Regions from separate parts of the Homo sapiens genome. Here regions 2, 3 and 4 are each linked to region 1. A link is an interaction called in ENCODE POLR2A ChIA-PET data of the cell type or tissue named here. Cell type or tissue: PC-9. All regions are shown on one strand. Links, peaks and the distances in the headings refer to the core of each region. The heading gives the core; the rest is flanking DNA. Region 1 has its middle 3.6 kb from the start of CTB-1I21.1. Region 2 has its middle 18 kb from the start of CXCL14. Region 3 has its middle 79 kb from the start of CTB-1I21.1. Region 4 overlaps SMAD5 (SMAD family member 5).

Region 1 (5,408 bases), core at 322-5,321:
CCACCTCAGCCTCCCAAAGTGCTGGGATTACAGGCGTGAGCCACCGCTCCAGGCCAGGTGAGAGGTTTTCATGGGCTAGGCCTGGAAAAGGTATCATCCACCCATATTCTGTAGGACAGAATGCCACGACAAAGTAACAATTACCTGCAAGGGAGGCCAGGAAACTTAGTCTAGTTGCTTTTCTAGAAAGAGAGGGCAATTAACTTGGTAAACAGCTGCTGAGTAACCGCAGCCTCTAATACCTAGAATCCCAGAGTCCATGTAACCCTCACTAACCTTGAATCTGGAGGTTGCTAGAAAGGGGCTGTCATGTCTGTTTAAAACCTCGGAGGCCTAGGTGGGCGGATCACGAGGTCAGGAGATCGAACCATCCTGGCTAACACCGTGAAACCCCGTTTCTACTAAAAATACAAAAAGTTAGCCAGGCGAGGTGGCGGGCGCCTGTAGTCCCAGCTACGCGGGAGGCTGAGGCAGGAGAATGGCCTGAACCCCAGGGGGCAGAGCCTGCAGTGAGCTGAGATTGCGCCCACCGCACTCCAGCCTGGGTGAAAGAGCGAGACTCCGTCTCAAAAAAAAAAAAAAAAAAAACCTCACATCACTCTGTCGAGCTACTTGCTTAGCAACAATTACTGTGGTAGAAAGTACAATGGTGAAAGAGATTTCATTTCTCACCTGGGGGCAGAGAAAATTCCTTTTTTTCTTTTCCTTTATCTTCATTGGTAGGAAGCTTTCAACGGTATCCATAGAATTTTGTTCAGTAGGTGTTTGGAAATGATTGACAGTTTTTAGGAAGAGATTGAGATGATCACAGTTGACCTTGAAGATAACTCATGGCCAGTGTCTCTGGCTTCACCTGTAGTACCTGGTAAATGACTTGGAAGCACATGGAAGTCACTTAGAACTACAGGGTCTTATAAAGTCTCCAATTTGATATCTTAATCCATTTGAGCATTCTGAACCTCCAAGAGGTTAAGTAATTTCCCTGAGCCACCAGGCTACTTTACAGCAAAACACAAACAAAGCCAAGTTGCTTTTTGTCCAGCCCACACTATTATGCCAGGCAGCATCTCATCAAGTAGTGAATGATTAACCTTTCATTCTAATGCAGAATGAAACAAAATGTTGAGTAACCAAAAATATCAGTGAATATAATGTTTTTCCAAACTGAACTTTCTGCTTAACTCTGTTTTAGCCATAGAGCCTTTTTAATTTTAACTTACGGGGTTGAAAATATTTCTAAGACATACCAACTGGTTTTCTTGTTGTTGTTTTTTTTTTTTGAGATGGAGTTTCTCTGTCACCCAGGCTTGAGTGCAGTGGCACGATCTTGGCTCACTGCAAACTCGGCCGCCTAGGTTCACACCATTCTCCTGCCTCAGCCTCCCGAGTAACTGGGACTACAGGCGCCTGCCACCATGCCCGGCTAATTTTTTGTATTTTTTAGTAGAGACGGGGTTTCACCATGTTAGCCAGGATGGTCTCGATCTCCTGATCTCGTGATCTGCCCGTCTCGTCCTCCCAAAGTGCTGGGATTACAGGCGTGAGCCACTGCGCCCGGCCCCAGCTGGTTTTCTTGCCTTAGTAATCAGTGTTCCAAACTGCACGAGCAATGTTGCCCTAATGTTCGTAGGGACAATTATTATTCCAAAATGTGGAAGAAAATAATTTTCAATAACCTAAAACTCGATTTTAATGAACTGAATGAACTGTGAGAAACTGTTTCTGGGTATTTTTTCTCCTCAACAACCTTTACATTTCAGAACTTGAATCAGAGTAGAAGATCCAGCTTCAATCTGAAATAAATCCTGTGATGTGTATGTCCACATTGGTGAGATTCACCAAAAAACAAAATCACCTTTAGGCTAGAAACCATGTGAAGTTTTTCCAAGATGGGTCTGCAGATTTTACTGAAGATCACATTGCTGACAGTCAAACAGAGGGATGATTCTGAGGTGGTTTTGTTGTATTTGTTTGGTGGTGAGGAGGGGCTTGGTGGAAATATGTGACCTAAGAGATATAAGAGATTTCTATTACCAGGAAAGGTCATGAAACCAACTTCCACTCTTAGAGACACCCACCTTTCTTATTTTAGAAACACAACTCATTTTATTCGGCCCACTTGATCAGCATTTTCTTCAACTTGAAATGACTTGAGAAGTTGCTGTTTTATTTGATTTTCCTGGCTCATTCTCCTGGAAAGGAGGTTCTCCTATTTTAATACATAAAGTTGTGTTTAAGCACTGCTGCCAAGGAACTGAGGGTTTGCCAGGAGCAGCCTCTGTGGTTTCAGGATGCTTTGCCACTACAGTTGAATTAATTTACTGAAGGAGCTTATTTCTACCTGCTGTTAAAATCACCTACATTATGTCACGCACATAACAATTACATTTTGTGGGTTTCTTTCCTTTTTTCCTTACACACCCTCATTGGGTTGTTTCTCATAGTAGTAAAATGGGAAAAGTACACATAAAATCTTAGTGAGATCCGGCAAAGCTAGACTTCTCTTAGCATGTGCATTCCCCTCTGTTCACTCACCACTGGGGATGGGCTTCTTACATGAGTTTGCTAAGATTATTCTGTTTGATTCCACCCTGCCTTACCCAGCTGACTATGGAAGGGCAGGGATCATTGTTCATTTTCCTTTTCTGTCTCTAACCAGAGCTTAAAGTGTAAGAGGTGATTTTCCACATGCCACTCTTGACACTGTGTGCTGTTCTGAAAAATCTCTCCTGGAAGTTGAATTTTGCTAACAGTGGTTAGTTACATAACAAAAATTTTATCGAACTCTTACTGGGAACATTGTATTAATGGCAGAGAAAAGAAAAACCGTTCTTGCTCTCTCCTTAGCTGTAGGACACCAAGCCAGGGTTAGAGAAGTGTAGCAAAAACATAATATGTTTTCCGGATGTAGAATAATTCAGTGAACAATAACCACCTGTGTCTGAGGGCCTACCATGTGCCAGGGCAGAATAATTTTTGAGATGCTTGTCTCCCAATATGTGCTCTTTGGGATAAAAGACCAGTTGTTCTTGTTGATTGCTCTATCCTTAGCAGTGAATGCAGCTTCTGGCACATTGCAGTCCTCAGTAAGTCACAGGACAGGAGGAAGTTCAGAGGTTGCACCTGACACTGGCCCTACCTATTTTATCCTTGAAGCTATCCTTAAGCACATTTACGATTTTCAAATTAATTTTTACAATTGGGACATTCTTTCTGTTAGTCATTTTATCTTTCTAACAGATCAACAGATTCAGTGACACGGATGTTGTACCTAAAGTCACACATCTTTCACCTGTGAGGGGTGGATTTGATTCTGAGTCATTCTGTTACCAAAGACTGCTCACCACGGTGTAGCTGTTACCTCCCAGCAATGAATGAGTGGTATGGGGTTGCAGGTGGCCACTCAGAGGAGGTTAGTGCTGCCCTGAAGAGAGGTTACACTCAACAAGCATTTGAGGGCCCTTGCAGAGAACTAGAAGCAAAGCAAGGCTGGGTGGCACCTGGGCCTCTCTTCATGGTGTCCCTTGCAGGTGATAATTATCACATGGCTAAGAAAGGATATTTCAGAGAGGAAAAATGTTTGTATGAAACGAAGAAAGGGTATTTGTGTATGAATACCCTCACCAGACTCACATCAGAGACTGGGAGATTTCTGATATGATCCTCTGATGGTTCCGAGAATAGGCTGCAAACACAGTGATAAGAGAATCCCTTCCACAGATATTCAAGTTCAGTCACAGGGCATTACACATTAAGGCCATTAAAGTTATGAGGGTGAGTCACATCTCTCAGTGGGAAGCCAGACTGCCTACCTCTTTTTCCTATTAATCACATAACATTTTAAAGCTGGAGAATTGTATGAAAGGAACGCTAGGCAAAGCAGCATCATGGAGCAGAATAATCATAAAGTAAACAATTGGCTTAACTATCTGGCATCCTTGAGTCATGCAAATGATGAGTATCTTGTTTTTTTGAAGACTGTTTTGACCCTAAACAAGCCCATTTTGTGGCTTTTATTTATTTTGAGACAGAGTCTCGCTCTGTCACCCAGGCTGGGGTGCAGTGGCGTAATCTTGGCTCACTGCTACCTCTGCCTCCCAGGTTCAAGTGATTCTCCTGCCTCAGCCTCCTGAGTAGGTGGGATTACAAACGCCCAGCCTCACACTTGGCTAATTTTTTGTATTTTTAGTAGAGATGGGGTTTCACCATGTTGGCCAGGCTGGTCTCGAACTCCTGGCCTCGAGCAATCCTCCTGCCTCAGCCTCCCAAAGGGCTGGGATTGCAGGTGTGAGCCACCGCACCTGGCTAACTTTGTGGCTTTTGGTTTTAACCTACAAAATGAGTATAAAATGTTGGTCAGCCCTACAGATCTTTTGGAGAGCCGGGAGACTGGAAAGAAAATGCTGGAGAGTTTTGAGAAGCTCATCTCCAAGTGTATGATCTATTGGGGAAGGCCATCCTGGTCCAGAAAAGGAGCTCATAAGTCCTTGCAGAGGACAGAAGGAAGGACAGAGGCTGTACAGGAACCACTCCTGCTCTTTTTATCCTCAAAGCTACCTGGATACTGGTCATGCTGGTGGTTTTCAAATTTGGTTTTATGATGCCTCAGGATGAACACTTATTTCAAAATTCATCACAGAAAATATAGAATGTTCTTGAAATGAAGGATACTTGTTAATGCATATGCCTTACACCCAAAGAAGGGTTGAAGCAGCCCGCTTATGCCGCTCAGCGCTGCACCAGAAGGTAATGAATGCAGGGGGCTCCTCAGCTGAGATGTTGTCCCCTCCTGGGCTTCCCACACATTGCTGATGTCTTTTGATTATTTAATGCTAAACAGCACCTCCCTCTACAACAGATACTAGTTTTGGACGACTGCACTTTTAAGACCAGAGGAGGTAAAAATTTTTAGAAGAAAGGGGAGAACCAAGATAAGCTTGGCCTCTCTGGTGATGCTCTGGCCTTCTATCCCCTAGAAGTGATTTTTTTCTCCCAACCAAGGCTCTGTCCTGAAACCTGGCCCCATCTTCCAAACAAGCTCTGCTTGCCCTTGGTTCTGACCCCAAACTCCAATTTTCACACACTGCTCAGATTAGATGTTTCCTGCAGAGCTGACCTAGCCTCAGACTCCAGGCCCCTCCATCCTCCCGGCCCCTGCTTGGCCTCATTTCACACTCCTGCATCTGACCTTCGGTCCCACTCCCACCACACCTGCCCTGGCCTCCAACTGCTTTTGGCTTTTCCTGCCTCAGTGCTGACAGCTGGCCGTGGCTGCTTCCAATTGAACTGCTAAGGAAGAGAGACTCCTTCCCACCGCGTTACATCTGAGTTGCTTCTTAATCAGGCCCAGGATCCTGGAAGGAGAGATGGGGCAGGATGAACCCTCCAAGTGTGCTTTGGGCCTTGCT
Region 2 (5,408 bases), core at 163-5,162, 1.2 Mb after region 1:
AACCTTCTGTGACCTTGGGCAAACTTCCATGCCTGTTTCATCACCTCCAAAATAAGAATAATAATAGTGCTTAATTTCAAAGAATTTCTTGAGACACTAAATGAGACCATTCAAATAGAATATCTAGCACTTTGTGTAGCATATAATAAGCACACAGTGAATAATAGTTAATAATAATAAATTTGTGTTTCTTAAAAAATGTATTTAACAGTCCAAGGAATCTTAAACCTGGGGGAAGAAATACCTTAGAATCTAGTCCCACCTTATATCCACTAGAAAAATTTCTTTGAAGCTGTAAATTTTTTAACTGCTTTTGAACTCTGGGCCCCCTTGAAAAGCTGATGAATGCTATGATTCCTTTTCCCTGAAAAAAAAAAATGCCCAGTATATTTTGCAAACCATTTCAGGAGATTCTTAGACTTCCCTGATGTCATCCTTATGGCTCCTTGGACCCTGTGTGAGTAATTCCTGCCTTAGACAATCCCAGGTAGGGCATCCAGAGGTGGCTTGGATATCTCCAGTAACAGGAGCCTCACAGCTCAAAAAGCAGCTCACTCTATGATTGGAAAAGTCCACATGCTAAAAAGTGTTAGGATTAAATCAGGACACTAAAAGATGCTTCCTGAGTTCCATCCTCAGAGCTACACAGAGGTAGCACAATGCCTATTTCAGGTACCAGCCCTTGACATGTTCAGAAGGCAGAGGCCATGCTGGGACATACCTGACCTTCTCCTGAGCTAACCCTGCTGTCCTCTCAGCCATTCTAGGTGATGGTGTCCAGGCCCCTGCCTTCCAGGTCACCCTCCCAAACCACCTGCTGTGTGGCTGTGGCTCATTTTCTTTGTCCTGGACACAGTACTTTTATTAACCCCATCTAAGTCTGCTAATGTTCTCAGCCACCAAGTCACATCCATTAAGCAAGCATTTAATAGGTCCCCAAGGCCTCATCACACAAGAGCAGAGTTTCATGCCACACGTATCTCCACTCCAATCTTACGCTGGGGTAATTGATCCTTTGAAGCTAGCCCTACCACTTTACATATGCCCCAATTAATCTTACCAGTTTTTTTCCTGTCACTTCAACCTTTGGGAAGTATTTGGAATTCACATTCTATCACCCAGTGTACTGAAAATGTTTGCAAATCTCTTAGAGGGTAAGGAGATCAATGAAACTTGTGCATCTCCCTGGGTTAAGCTTGGGACAAGGTGCCTTACCCAAGTTCTCATTCAATCTTCACATCAACCTTTTGACATCTATACTTCCGTCCTTGTCTTATACGTAAGAAAACTGAGTCTGATGGAGATTCAATCACTTGCATAAAGATACCCAGCTACCAGAGAGCCATGCCAGGATTTCAACCCAGGCCTGTCTGAGCCTCACTATTTTACCACACCTCAGCATTAACACATTAAACCGCATTGTTATAGATATGTGTGTTTCTCCAACTAGGATGTAGGATCCCTAACAATAGTGAATAGACTTTGTCTCAGAATTCCTAGCCCCTGTGAGTCCCTAGCACAGAGTAGGTGTTTTACAACTGCTGGGAGGAGGGAGAACAAGGAAAGCGGTCAGTTGGGGCTAGCAAGCTGGGAGGATGCTTCTTGGAACTGAGCCCTGATGTCCAGGTTCTTCTTTTAGAGCATATATTCAACTCTGTGAATCATTAGGAAATGTTATCATCCACACATGACCAGAAGGTTCTGGGACCCTCCCACCCAGGACATGCCAGCCCTAAAATTGTGACATTCATTCACCCGAGTCATTGGAAAGCTGACCTGAAGGGTGTCCTACGTCCCTCCCACACCTGGGTACCTCCCTGAGCCCAGCAGGTAGACTCTCCCCAAGGTGCCCCCCACTTCCCCACCCCACAGCAGCCTTCCTCCGTGCAGGCGGCTGTGTGGTGGGAGGGAGAAGGTTCGGGAAGCCTTTGACTTGAGATTTCTCAAAAGCTCTTGAAGGGACACTGAAATTCCTAACTCACTCTTTTTCAAACAGATTCTTGAGTGAACTCATAGAACTTTTGATACTGAGGAATCGGCCTAAGGAGAAGAGGCTTACTGTGAAATGACCAAACGCCACCACTGGTTTCCAACCACCATCTGGGTGCTGAACAGAGTTCTTCTGTCCACACAGCACCGCTTTTCCGTGCACACACCCCTCATGGCGTCCAACCGCGACTATGGCCTGTTTCTTTTCCAACAGGCTGCAAGGCTTTAATTCTGCGGAAAACCGTCAAGCAGCAGCTCCACTAAACACATCTCTGTGCATTAACAGGAAGTGCAGGGAAAGGCAGTCCGGGCCCAGAGCTCACATTAAGGAGAAAGGTCGAAAGCGCCATCTTGTGGTGCCTTTGCAACTTGCGTGCCGCTTGGCGCCTGAGGTGGGTGCCCTGAGGAGGGGAAGGCAAGGTGGAACAGAGGGACTTCCCCTTTTAACCCAGTTATTGATCATAAAAACCAAAGTAGAATGCTTCCTCGCTGCACAATCTAACCCTCGGAACTAACAAAGAAACTATAATGTATCGGATAAGAGCACAGTTCTAGAATCAGAAAGCGCTGCCTAGGTTTGAATCCTGGCTTGGCCATTTACAAACCATGCAACTTTGGTCAAAGTCCCGCTTGGAGACTCAGTTTCTCTAGTAGTTAAATGAGGATAATAACTGGGCCTATCTCGTAGGGTAGTTAGAAGGACTAAACCTAATCATGCACATAAATGCTTAGCACAGTCCCTGAGTGCCTACAGTCCCTTAGCATGCACATTACTATATTTCTGTTTTATGACACCACTGATGGTAAGAAGCAGCATCAATTTAATATAAGATGGAGGTAGGCGTGGGGCTGCGGAGGGCTGGTAATCCACTACCTACAATACGCACATTTATTAGAAGGCATATTTTGATTTAAGAGATGTTAAAATAGGAAGAGGAGACAGATCATTTTAGATCTTAGATCTTGCTGCACTGTGAGAGCAACTGAGTCACGTGGGCTGCCCTGCACTGAATCTGAGAACACAACACATCACCCTCAAGGCTGGCACTCCTCTCAAAGGTAGAAAATGCAGTCAACAGTCACCTTCTTAGGTGCCCGAGGGAAGGATTTCGTCCATTCCTGCTACCCTCTGATTGGGCATGCACCTCTGGGAGGGAGTGATCGAGCCCCAGGAACCCACAGTTACCCTTATTTCCCCACAGTTGGGTGGCTGGGTAATTGGTAGCTGCTGATAATTACAGGTGGGTAAAAAAGTAGCTACAGGGCAGAGATCAGGAGGGGCCTGAAGACTAGGAAAAGATAAAAATGAAAGAAGGGAAAGAGGCTCTTGCCTTGTGCCAGGCACAGTGCACAGGGAGGATTAGGGATTTTCCAACATTTCTAGGAAGACATTCGGAATGCCACTTGGTGACTCTCCTCCCATTTCAAAAGCTACAGGGCTACAGGGCAACCATGCCCAGGTAAAATGCCTTTATATTAATCAGATTTACTTAACCCTAGTAGGTATGACTATTGTGGCTGTCCTCAAAACTAACAGTTAATGAAACTTACTCCATGCCAGGTAGAGTGACAAGCACATTGTTTTATGTAACCTGCACAACCAGCCTGGGAAGTGGGCACTGCTGTAATCTCCGTTTCACAGAACAGGACGTTGACGTCCAGAGAAGCTCGGTAACTCACCCTCCTCTTCATCCAGCATCCCTCTCTTCCCCGTGAGGCCCAGGGGAGCTGTAAATCATGATTCCATGCACTCTGATGCTAGCCACAGGACTTGGGTGCACATGACCCAGGTTGGCCAATCAGAGCCCAGGATCCTTCCCCCAGCACATTGATTGGCTCAGATATGGACACCTGACCCAAGAAAGCCAGTGAGAGACTTCACAAGATTTACTAGATGGAAGCTGGAAAAACAGGCCTGTTTTCTCTTTGGGTCCCAAGCCGTAAAGACTTGAACTCAGAGAACCAGAAGTTTGTTTTGAGGTCCTGTGAAGAAAACCTGCCTGAGACCAAAGCCAACACACAGAAGGAATCAGAGCAGAGAAATGGAGTGACGGGATTAAGACCGCATGGGTTAGCCCCTGGATCTCGCTTTGCCTTGTACAGCCCTTCTCAGTTTATAGGAGCCAACTCATTCTGTTTTTGCCTAAGTTAGAGTCAAACCCCTCAGTCTAATAAATAAAGGCAAAAAAGAAAAACTGGTTAAAGCCCCGTTGCAAAAAATAAGTAACTTTATAATTACATCAACTTTATCATTAACAAGGCTTTAAAAAACAAGTACCTATGAATAACAGCCCCCAATGGATTCAAAATTGAAATAATCACATAATGTAACAAGGTTTAAAGCCATGGATTTGAACCTAATAGAGTAAAATAAAAAGCTAGCGTGGAAGGAAGATCTCCATTAGGAGTGATTGCTGAGCATAACAGAACCCTTTCTGGGTGTTTTGTGTTATCAAATATCTCTCTGCAGCAACTCTTTCCAGTGTGGTATTATAGAAATATCTTCAGGAATTGCTGAATAAGCCCTTTAAGTGAACAATGCCATTTCTAGGAGTCTATCCTCAGGGAAGACTTTCAGTGGAAGAAATTGATAGCTGCATGGAGATGTTCACTGAAGCATCATTTACCACAGGTAAAAATAAATAAATAAAAATAAAAGGAAACTGAATACTCAAAGGTCAGGATACAAGTAAGTATATTATAGCACACAATTTTACTAAGTATATGTAGCTAGTGAAACTATTCGTGTGAAAACTGTAGAAATGTTTATTCAAATATTTGTTGAACACCAATAATAATTTGCTGCGTTTTGATTATGGGCTGTTTTGCATGCTTCCTGACATTTCATCCTGGAATCATTTAAATGTTAGGTAGTTTTTTTTACAATCCTTTTTTAGGCGAGTAATCTAGGGCTTAGAGAAATTTATAACTTTTTGATGAAAGTGGCAGACGAAGGATTTGAACCTAGTAGTCTGAGTGCAAACTCTAGACACATGCCCATTCTGCTGCACACCACAAACCAGGTGAGCTGCTGAGAGAGCCTCCTAAGTTATGCGTATAGGCAGCGCATGGCCTTTGTGGGAGCTGCTTTGTCTGTTCAGATGTCCTTTCTGGCTCACGTTCTAGGGGGAGGCGGCGGAAGGGGGTTTTATTCAGCATCTACCAGGGGCCAGGCCCTGTACTAGGTACTTGGTTTCCACTGTCTAATTTTTCCTTTGCAGTGATCCCTAGGGGGGAGATGTCACAATCCCTTTCCATTTATAAGGAAGATCGAGACGTTTGCTCAAGGTCAGGGGCACCAGCCCCTTATTCACATGTGTAACCAGCAGATGAACAGGGGAAACCATGGAGACCCGCTCAGTCAGAGCAGAGTATAGGGAGCTGGGAATGGTCTGCGGTAGTGGGCGGAGAGGGGGCTT
Region 3 (5,408 bases), core at 273-5,272, 76 kb after region 1:
AAGTAAGCAACGTATAAAATAGTAGCTTGAATTGCAAAGTCTAAAGAGTCAGCTTACTAGAGTGGAAAGTGCACTGTACTGGGGTAGATAACCTTCATTCTAGCATTTATACCTGTGAGAATAGGAAATGTCACTCACTTCCTTGGTCTTTCACATGGGGAAATGATCCTACACCATGGTCAAGATTCATTCAGTTATGAATAACACTCTTATTTATACTTCCCTCAAGCAAAGACTGGAGCAAGGGTATTTATTGGAAAATATGGTGGTATCTATGAAATTTCAGGAAAGAAAAGGCAAAGTAGCATCACAAGGACCAGTTCCAATTCACCAGCATCTTATGAAGGGCAGCAAACTCTCTCAATCACCCTAAGCCTTGGATTTTTGTCTCCATTTCTTTATGTGTTGCTTTTTTTTTTTTTTTTGCTTTTTTAAAAAAATATACTTAAGTTGTGGGATACATGTGCAGAACACACAGATTTGTTACATATGTGCCATGGTGGTTTGCTGCACCCATCAACCTGTCATCTAGGTTTTAAACCCCACATGCATTAGGTATTTCTCCACTTCACCCTACCCTAGATGTTTTGTGGGGTATTTATGAGTTTCAAGTGTGATCATAGATGTGAAAGCCCTTGGTAAGTCCTAAAGCATTGGGCAGACAGACAGTTATGTGGGCTCCTGGCCTAGACAAGAGCTGCCCTGAATTGTGTATAAATTTGAGGAAAGGTTTTCTGTCTTAGAATAATGATGTCATACATGGGCTCTGAAATCAGACTGCACATTCCAAATGTGGCTGTACCACTTACTAGCTCTGCAACCCTGACAAGTTTCTCAACTTCATGAAGCCTCCATTTTTCCTGTGTAAAATGGAGAAAATAATCAAATCTATCTCATAAAGCTGTTGGTAGGATTAAATGAAATAAAACATGCCAAGGACTTTGTTCAGGCACATAATAATAGTAATGATAATGATAATAATAATAATAGAATGATATCACTCACCTTGTACTGACAAGGGTGTTAAGTCCGTTTTAGTCTTCTACACCCACTACCCCAGAAATTGGTCAAGACTGCACTGATTGATAGCTACAGCAGTTCAGCCTGCTCCATGTAGTCTTTAACAAGATGCCATAGTCTGCAGGAAAACGTATGTTACCCTATTCTTTTAAGCATGAGGGCTAGCCAGCACATTACATGAGGAATGTGCTTGGATGCCAAGAAAACCGTTTGGGTTAGCCGTGCACTCAGAGTGATGTATGGAAGAAGTGGAGATGACTCGTTATGTTGTTTGACTTAAAAGATGCCACAGAAAGATTGATTCACTGTCAAGCTGGATGGACATGAGGAAACTGTTTTTTTAACATTGTGAGTTACTCCTGATGATATATTTAGTCAATCCAATTCTCTTCTATCCAACAGTCAGATTTGAACACTTAAGGTATATGTGTCTTCAGTAAGCTAAGAGTTTCTATTTGTTTGGCAACTATGAAGGGTCAGACATCATGTTAGGCATTAACCATTTAATGAAATGTCAAAATTTAAATGGAAACTTTAAGTTTCAATGAACAGAGAAACAAAACAGTTTTTGCCCTTAAAGAGCTCATACTCTAAAAGAATGGGCCAGGAGGTGAAGACAAAATAAATACCATATAGATTATGAGAAGTATCTTTTAAGTAGTACAAACACATTTCTGGGGGCCCCAGATGGAAGACAGAGCACACATTCAAGTGTTCAGGTGTCAGCCCACATGCCACCTTCTCAAAAAGTTCTTTGCCCAAACTAAAGTATCCCACCTGTCTTCATTACAATACCATTTTATTTTCCTCAATAGCTGTTGCCATAATTGGCATTTAAAAAAAACTTGTTCTTTACTACTCTCTCCTTCAACTAGAAGGTATACTCTGCAAGATCAGAAAATTTGTTATGTTATTTGCTGCTGTAAATGTCTGTTAAGTGAATGAACATTTGGTCGATAGGATCAGAGAAGGCTTCCTAAGTGTACCCATTCTAAATGTGTCTTAAGAAAGTAAGGCTTTCAACAATTATTGGTTGCAGTTAGAATAGGGGGGTCATTATAGGCAAAAATAATAGGGCAAACAAAAGCCCAGATAGGAATGTCTCAATTCCCAAGAAAACTGGAGTGACAGGATACACACATTTCTTGGAGTAATGTGTGAATGCACATGTTAGTTTAAAGAAAATATGACCAAAGTGGGCTATGGTTGAAGGGATGACTGAGTTTGATGTTGGGAACTCTCTGGCCCTCTAGACAGATTGTTTCTCCTTGGGGGACTCACACATGAGCCCACCAGGCACTAGGCTGCCATGCAAGCCTGCATGAGCTTTCTCATGGAAACAAACTCTCCCAGCTAGAATACAATATTTCACTTATTGCCTGTGGCAGAGGCTGTTAATCCCTACCTAATATCCAGTATGTATGCATCTTTTGGGGAATCATGTGACTAATTATTGAGTCTAATGGATCTGTTGCTTCTGGTCCTAGACAATTAAGAATGAAAACACGTTCTGTTTCCTCCTTTTCTGTGTAATCTACACTATCAGAAACAAGGGATTCCAAGGTGATGAAAAAGCAGGATAAAGGTGGCCTGAGCTCTTGACTCACCGCCTGGAAGAGAGTAAATCAGTAAATCAGTAAAGTCCATATCAGACTGATGTAAATAAAAGATAAATCTTTGTTATTGTAAGTCTGAGACTAGGGAGTGTTTATTTTACTGCAGCATAGACTAGACTAGCCATTCTGACTAATGTACTCCATCTTTTTTTTAAAAAAATACATTTATTCTTTGTTTTTTGGAAGGGCAGTTGGCTTTGATTAAATCTTTGCATATACCATAATCATGATGATCGACCACTTAATTTAACCAATCAGACTAATGGCCCTGCTTGAAACCTATTGCTCTCATTCAGACTGGGCACATCACAATATAATATTAATGATATGCAGTATTGATTTGATCACCGTTTTCCATAATGGCACAGTCAGTAGAAACTATTAAGGAAGTAAGTTGTAAAACACTTACTATTTTAAGGATTATAGAATCTGATTTGGGTAAGGTCTGTCAAATATCCCTACAATTTTTACCACCTCATCTTCCTCCTACATTGATCCTTATTCCAATTCATGGCTAGCATAAATAATTCAACCCAACAAAATTATAAAGTTTGAGGGAAGGAGACAGGTGAGGAATCAGTTAGAGTAAAGCAGGAATTTGTGTAAAATTCAGGACCCTTGCTACTCCAGGGCGTAGTGCCCACCAGAATGCTGTATGAAGAATGCTCTCTGGAAAAAAATTCCCTGCGATGCCCTGCACACAGTGCTCCAGAGCATGCTGTATGCACAAAACGGCTCTTCTCAGAGATGTGCAGTTTGGTGGCTCTGTGAAAAAATGTAGCAATAATCCAAACCCATAGTGAATTATAAATGCCAACCCTCTCAAATATAAGTGAATCAAATTAGACCACAGTCTCTAAGTAGAATAAGCAAGTGTGAAATCTTTCTCCTACATCAATCCAGGGGAATGGGATTTAGAGAAAGACAGAGGCTGATTAATGCTCATAGTGGAGTATCATCTTCTGAAAATGGAATGACATCTGGCCTCAGACACTTTGGCTTATTTCTGTTGTGTGCCTCTGCATTCACATTTAACATGAGTTCCAAATAATTGGTGAAATTGCTCTTGGTATTGGTTCAATAATTGCATAAGCATTTAAGCTTGAATTTAGGTGGAAAATTAAACGGATATAAAAATTTATATTCACTTAGGCCTCATTTAGTCTCTGAAGAGTTTAAGTAAGCAAAAGTCTAACTCTCAGGGTCCAAAGTTCCTTCTAATATGAATTTTTCAATGCATGCGTGTATATGTGTATATGTAATATTTCTGTTCACTAAGGAAAGCTTAGAAAATATAGAAAAGTAAAAATAGAGAAAGAAAAGTCACCTGGGATCCTGCCCTCCAGGGCTAACTATTGAGAATATATATATATACATATATATATATATTTTTTTTGAGACGGAGTCTCGCTCGTCGCCCAGGCTGGAGTGCAGTGGCGCCACCTCGGCTCACTGTAAGCTCCGCCTCCCGGGTTCAGGCCATTCTCCCGCCTCAGCCTCCCGTGTAGCTGGGACTACAGGCACCCACTACCACGCCTGGCTAATGTTTTGTATTTTTAGTAGAGACGGGGTTTCACCATGTTAGCCAGGATGGTCTCGATCTCCTGACCTCATGATCCACCCACCTCGGCCTCCCAAAGTGCTGGGATTACAGGCGTGAGCCACCGCACCCAGCTGAGAATATTTTTATGTATATTTTATAGAGTTAAATTGGAGTACAAAGTTATTGTATTATTAATAAAATTTGTAACTTGGCATTTTTCTTTTCACAAAATTTACTATTCTTCCCCTAAATCATTAAAACCTGTTTGTAAACATTTTTAAAGGCTGTATAATATTCCATACTATAACTGCATAAACCTCCATTTCCTTCTACCTATCCTTATTACTGAATATTTAAATTATTTTTTAAAGTATAGCTCATTCATCACTTCTTGGCCTTTTGGCTAAGATCAAGTGTAAAGTATAGCTCATTCACTGTTCTAAATATTTCTTTATATATCATCCTTTTATATATAAATATATTTTCTGTATTTCAAATTACTTTCCTAGGTCATATACCTAGAAGTAAGAATATTGGGTCAGAGCATATAGTCCTTTCTTGAAATATACTTTCAGCTATACCAAGGTATTTATGAATATAAAAATTATTGTGGAAAACTATAATAAACCATGCTTTGTCTACCAAAAGATGGTTGCTGCTAATATGTTAGCCCTTTTTATTGAGTCATATGTTTCTTTTCATGTGAAAATATAAACTCGAGTATAAATGGTATTAAGACTAAGCAATTGGCATTTATTTAAAATGTTCTGGTGCCTCTTTTGTACTAGCCTCCAGAATCTCCAGGGTTGCAGCAGGTAGGGAGAAAACTGACTGTCCAGTCCTAAGGATAAAACTAGATTTGCACATGAAGAAAAAAGGAGCACAAATGGACCATGCTGGCTGTGTTTAAAGCAATCTGCCTCAAGCCATCCCCCTTGCTCATTCCTCCACATTCAACATCTTCCCCCCAGAGTCTCATTCAAAAGGGTCTGTGACTTTGCTTCCAAATGTATTCTGCCCAGCAGGACTGGCTCCTCTCCAGATACTGTTGACTTCATAGAAATCAATGTAGTGGTGGTTGCCCATTCCAAGAATAATCACTTTAAAGACTCCTTGAATATATAAAATCAATAGCAGAGCAAGTCATTGCAGTCCATATAATTAAATCACTCCCAAGTACCCTCATTTTTTTTTTCTCTAAACAATTGTGATAAGAGCCTGAGCTGACA
Region 4 (5,408 bases), core at 117-5,116, 580 kb after region 1:
CATAAAGTAAATAAAGATAATGTAAACACAGAGTAAAGTAAAACTGACATACACTCAACAAATAATTATTGATTCTTTGTTACATCCCATGTATTGTGAATAGCCATGATGGGGCTTTTTAAAAAAAGTTATGCCAAGTAGGGTTTAATCTCAACAGTCAATAAACTGATTCATTCAAAATACACTTACTGAGAGCCTACTAAAGTACCAGATACAGTTCTGGATGCCGATCAACTACTGGCAGCTATCCAGCCTTCTATGCTGGAACCATGGTGGGGAAGGGTACAGGGAAGTAAAGATATCCTCCTTATGTATGGATATGCCTTGTGCCTTGTCTTGCCCAGCCCTATGTAGGATGATTTTTCCTAGGCAAACAAAACTGGCCACATTAAAATAGAGAGATATAACAAAGAGAATGAAAGCATAATTGTCACTAACAGGTCACAGAGTATAAAGTGTTATGTACTAAATGAACTGTAAGAAGGGCTGACCTCAGTTGCATCTACATCAAGGATGTATGATAAAATCCATGTGGGTCAGGAAGTAAAACCATGGTTTGGTTGTCTGAGATGAGATGGGAAATGTCAAAGGCAAAGGCACACAAACAAAAAAATATATATATAGGCAGACATGAACATAGCATTTCCTAGGCTAGATAAGAGACAGGCCTGGCTGACTGATTCATGAACACTAGAATATAATGGGGGGCTAGATAGGGTAGTGTACGTATGTGTGAGAGAGTATGTGTATGAGCAACAGAGAGACAGTTAAGGAAGAGGGAGGCAAAAAGACAGGAGCTTCAAGACCAGAATTCTGAATACAATATCATACATGATCAGGCCCTTGGCTTCTCCTTACTCATTTCTTAACCATTATCCTACCTAATTGCATTTAACCACACTTAACTTCTTTCCATTTCTCAAGTATTCTAAGGTTATTTCTATGTGAGGTCTTTGCATCTGATGTTCTCTCCCCTAAATTCTCTTCTCCCGTAACTTAACGCAGCATACTCACTCAAATTAATTCAGTTGTTCAAAGGTCACCTCCTGAAAGAGGAATTCCCTGACCACTTGATTGAAAATAGCATGACAGCCCATTCTCACAACATTCTCTATCCCCTGACCCTGTTCATTTTTTATAGCATTTACCCTAATCTGATATTACATTATCAACTTTGTTTATTTACTTTGTTTTCCCCAATGCAATGTTAGTATGCAGGTAGTCTCGTCTGCCCTCAAAACCACTGGATGCCCTGGACCTAGAATAGTGTCCATTTATCAAATAAATGAGTAAGAAAAACAATTTGTAAAAATATATATACCTTTCTAAGGATGTCTATATCAAACTTAAAACAAAAAAATTGTTATTTATAGATATCTATGATATCAGAGAATAAAAATATGCCTGGAAATGAAACACACCAGACTCAGTCTCCCAAGTTGATGGCATTATAGGCTTGAGCCACTGTGCCCACCAGATTCTGTTCTTTACTAGTATCACTTTTTCAAAGCCTATTAACTTTTCTGTAAAATAGAGATGATGGTTCCTAAGTCACAGAAATATTAAAGTACTAATGTCTATCTAACACAAGCTTTACAAACTCAACAGTACTATTCAAACATGAATTCTAATCATTAGCATTCAGAAAGAAGACGAACCAAGACTTAAGAGACTGGCTAGATCTAGTCCTAATCTAATCTTGCCCATTACTCTTCCACTATACACACCTTCTGATCCAATCCAAATCCCTGCCCCTCTGCCCATCTGTGTCTTCCAAGAGAAATCTTAGTCATTCTTAATGATGAGCTCCAATCTATCCCCTTTTGTGAAGACTTCCTTTACCACCCAATGCTGAAGAGGCTATGGTCACTGAATATTTATAATAAAAACTAATTAATAAGTCATAAATAATATCATAACTTCCCAAATACAGTACAAAATCCTTCTAAGAAGTAGTCTTCAGCACCTGGACCATTGCATGTGCCATACCACACACTATGATACTTAATGAATGGTCACTGATTTTTCTACTAACTGTACCTTGAAATTAAGAGATAATTTCAAATTTTAAACCCACGTTGACTAAGATAATGATAAAATGAGAATTCTACCCACAGAATTAAAAACATTCAGAAGGCAGCTTTGTCAGTAGAAATGGTGGTAAACTCCACTGGGAAAAGGTCATGACTGGAGATACAGGTTTAGCCAGGTAAAGATGAGAAACAGATTTAAGATTTTGCACAAAGAGCTAAAAAAAAAAAGTTTGCAACAGAGTGAAAAGAACAGTAAGTAAACACCTAAATATTACGAAACATTCACTGTTAGGAAAGAGTTTCCTGATAGTGAGTTACTGATAATGCACTATTAAAAAGACAGAACTAGATACAATGGTACTGCAGAAGATTAAACATATGGGAGAGTTTAAAGAGAATGTAAACAAAGAAAAGGCCAGTGACTTTGGTGAATGGGTATGCCACTAAACTTCAAGAGATTGGTTTCAAAAAGAACAATAGGTGTCAGTTTTAAAAACCTAGAACTCTTACTAGTAAAACTAGCACAGGGAGAGGAGCAAATCTCACACTCAACTCTTTAAATATGGAATGACTAAAAAACTTAGCACTTTTGATGAAATTATTTCTAAAAATGTTTTCTATACTTCCCAAACTGGTAAAGTGGTATGTGCAAGCTACCCGAGTACTTGTTATCCACGTCTCAACTTACATTACAAAAGGAGAAAAATTCATCATAAAAATTAGTGAATAGTCAAAAGATCTGAACAGATCCTTCACAAAAGAGGACATTAAAATAGCCACTGGATGAGAAAATGGGCTCAATATCATTAGTTATCACATGAATGCAAAAAGAAAACAAAAACTACCACAGTAAAATCTCACTCGGTACCTACCAGAATGGCTACACTTAAAAAAAAAAAAAAGATTAACTGTTCATGATAATACAGAACTGGAACTCTCATATATTGATAGTAGGAATATACATTAGTCCAGTCACTTTTGAAAATTGTTTAACAGTATCCACTAACGCTAAACATAGATCCCTATGACCCAGAAATTCCATTCCTAGGTATATATCCAACAGAAATGAGTGCTGTGTCCACCAAAAAACAAGTACATGTTCCTAACAACTTTATTTATAATAGTCCCAAACTGGAACCCAAATATTCATCAGCAGTAGAGTGGGTAAATACTGGTAATAAATTCATAAAATGGAATACTTCACAGCTACAGAAAGAACTAGTATGTGTAAAACATGGAGAATTCTCATATATTCTGAGGGAAAGATTACACATTATTCCATCTACACAACATTCAAAAACAGGCAAAACTAACCTATGCCATCAAGGCCAGAAGAGCACTAAGAAGGGTCATGAGACAGCCTTCTAGGGAGCTAGAAATTTTCCATATTTTGATCTGGGTGATGATGACATGGATGTATACCATATGCAGAAGTTCATTAAGCTACACACTTTAATTCTGTGTGCTTTACTAGATGATTATTTCAATTTTTAAAAATATCTTTAAAACATACTTGTGACTGATCACTTATAAAATCAGTCCCTATTCACAAGTGTCTCCCTCACCATAATGGCTTATGAACCATGAGTGAGACTACAGATTTTGCAAAAATTCCAAGATTTCCAAAGTTTATAAAAATGATGGCAAACAATGTAGGATCTAGGATTTGATTTTACCCCACTTACAAGTTAGTCTGTTACTGTCTTCTGGATGGTGCCAAAGGACATAAGACTCCTGGGTTAGAGACTCTGCTACTCTGGGCACAGCAAGCAGCATAAGCATTGACATTATTTGAGGTTTTGTTTGTCCCCAAGACCCATGGGGATAATGTGATGTATTTTATAGTTTTGCCTTTTTGTGAATGTTGTATAGAAGGAATAACACGTAATCTTTCCTTCAGTATTATAAGATTCTCCATGTTTTATATGTATGAGTTTGTGCTTTTTTGTAGTCTTGATGCATGGATGAGGAATACTGAGCTCAGGGAATCTACCACTTTTACAGTAATCAGTAAGCAAGACATTCTTTGTTCGGGAGGAGGGTAAGAGTAACTTGACTATCAAAGAATTTAACAGAGGTCCTTGAAAAAATGTATATATATTTTTATCAATATTTTTGCAAAAAAAAGAACAACTTAAAGCTAATGCCACAAATGTCAAATTGAAGGCTGTCATATAATGATACTGAATTATTTTGTGGGAAAAATTGTTTATCCATTCACACTTGATCCATTATTTGTTCATTATAACAATTCATGCATGTTTACAGTTACTATAAGCTAATGTTTTCCCAGAATTTTAGTTTCATTCTTCAAGATAAAATCAGACCTTTTACTCACCATTTAGTATAAAATGGTGGTCTACATTTTTCAGTGGTTTCATTTTAAATGAAATTCTCTATAGAAGGCATAGAACATGGGCTGCATTATTACTGACTAAAGAAACAGAGTGGCATGAATGATCTTAAAAGGTTACTTACAGAGGCAGATTTCTGGACATTTTAATTTCTTAGAATATAGCAACAGGTACTTCAATAACTTCAACAGCTTCCTTTCTAAAAAAAAAATCAATTGCTTAAGCAAAGGAATCATAATACTCCTTTGATAATGGTAATAATAATAAACCACTAACATTTATTGAGCACTCACTATGCCAAGTACTGTTAAGGACTTTACATTTAGAAACCAAAAATCATTAAATTTCAAAACAGCCTTATAAAGCAAATTCCATTATTCTCATTTTACAGATGAGAAAACAGGCAAAGGGAAATTAAATGTAACTTGCTTAATTATACAGAAAGCAAGAAACAGAGCTGAGAATTGAACCCTGGCAGTCCAGCTGCAGAATCCATATTCCAAACCACTGTACAGACTGCCTCCTAGAAAGAAACCCTCCTGCCAAGGAATTTTCTTCCCTTACAGGTCTGTAATTGTTCTTCATATTCCTGACTTCTCCAAAACATTCAAATTGTTAAATATTATCATAAGATTGTATAGTTTAAGAGATCAAGAATAATCCAGCTTAATTTGCTCATTTTCAAACTTATTTTTATACCACTTAACGTATGTCATCAACCTATCAACTTTAACCCAACCTTCTCACATTTGTGCTAGGTCAATCAGCAGGAATGAAAGGTTTAGCTTTATGCTTACTACCACTGCATAAAAATATATTTTTTTTGTGGTGATCTTACTCCAAAGCTTTTCTAATTATCATTAGGACATTTTTAGCACACTTATTACTGGAACACAATGATCTCAGAAATGATGAGACAATGTACCACTTTTTAAAAAATATTTTTCCTTAAAAAATATTTTTCCTAAGTATACTCACCTATAATCATACCATTAACATATGGTATGCTTATATTTGTTTC

Evidence for each region. ChIA-PET counts read pairs that join two places held together with the same protein. Peaks named below come from ENCODE experiments on the same cell type or tissue, not always from the same donor. Only the 100,000 strongest peaks of a DNase experiment are listed, where the experiment ranks them.
Region 2: POLR2A ChIA-PET joins it to region 1 with 7 read pairs; 1 of 35 experiments calls an interaction of 5 or more read pairs at or near these places.
Region 3: POLR2A ChIA-PET joins it to region 1 with 6 read pairs; 1 of 35 experiments calls an interaction of 5 or more read pairs at or near these places.
Region 4: POLR2A ChIA-PET joins it to region 1 with 6 read pairs; 1 of 35 experiments calls an interaction of 5 or more read pairs at or near these places.

What each region holds. Positions count from the first base shown.
Region 1 is chr5:136,728,582-136,733,989 of GRCh38, reverse strand. No RefSeq gene overlaps it. Among named protein-coding and RNA genes, the nearest start is that of CTB-1I21.1, 3.6 kb to the left of the region's middle. In PC-9, for the core only: no CTCF peak of the experiment used is centred there; DNase peaks (open chromatin) are centred at 3,299 and 3,869; H3K4me3 peaks cover 1,110 bases; H3K27ac peaks cover 3,468 bases.
Region 2 is chr5:135,557,912-135,563,319 of GRCh38, reverse strand. No RefSeq gene overlaps it. Among named protein-coding and RNA genes, the nearest start is that of CXCL14, 18 kb to the left of the region's middle. In PC-9, for the core only: a CTCF peak has its summit at 2,378 (motif pointing left); a DNase peak (open chromatin) is centred at 2,319; H3K27me3 peaks cover 2,557 bases.
Region 3 is chr5:136,652,867-136,658,274 of GRCh38, reverse strand. No RefSeq gene overlaps it. Among named protein-coding and RNA genes, the nearest start is that of CTB-1I21.1, 79 kb to the left of the region's middle. In PC-9, for the core only: no CTCF peak of the experiment used is centred there; DNase peaks (open chromatin) are centred at 1,284 and 2,634; H3K27ac peaks cover 981 bases.
Region 4 is chr5:136,147,010-136,152,417 of GRCh38, reverse strand. SMAD5 (SMAD family member 5) reads right to left here. Exons shown (of 8, transcript NM_005903.7): 2 at 4,512-4,586. Among named protein-coding and RNA genes, the nearest start is that of SMAD5-AS1, 15 kb to the right of the region's middle. In PC-9, for the core only: no CTCF peak of the experiment used is centred there; a DNase peak (open chromatin) is centred at 2,257; H3K27ac peaks cover 1,239 bases.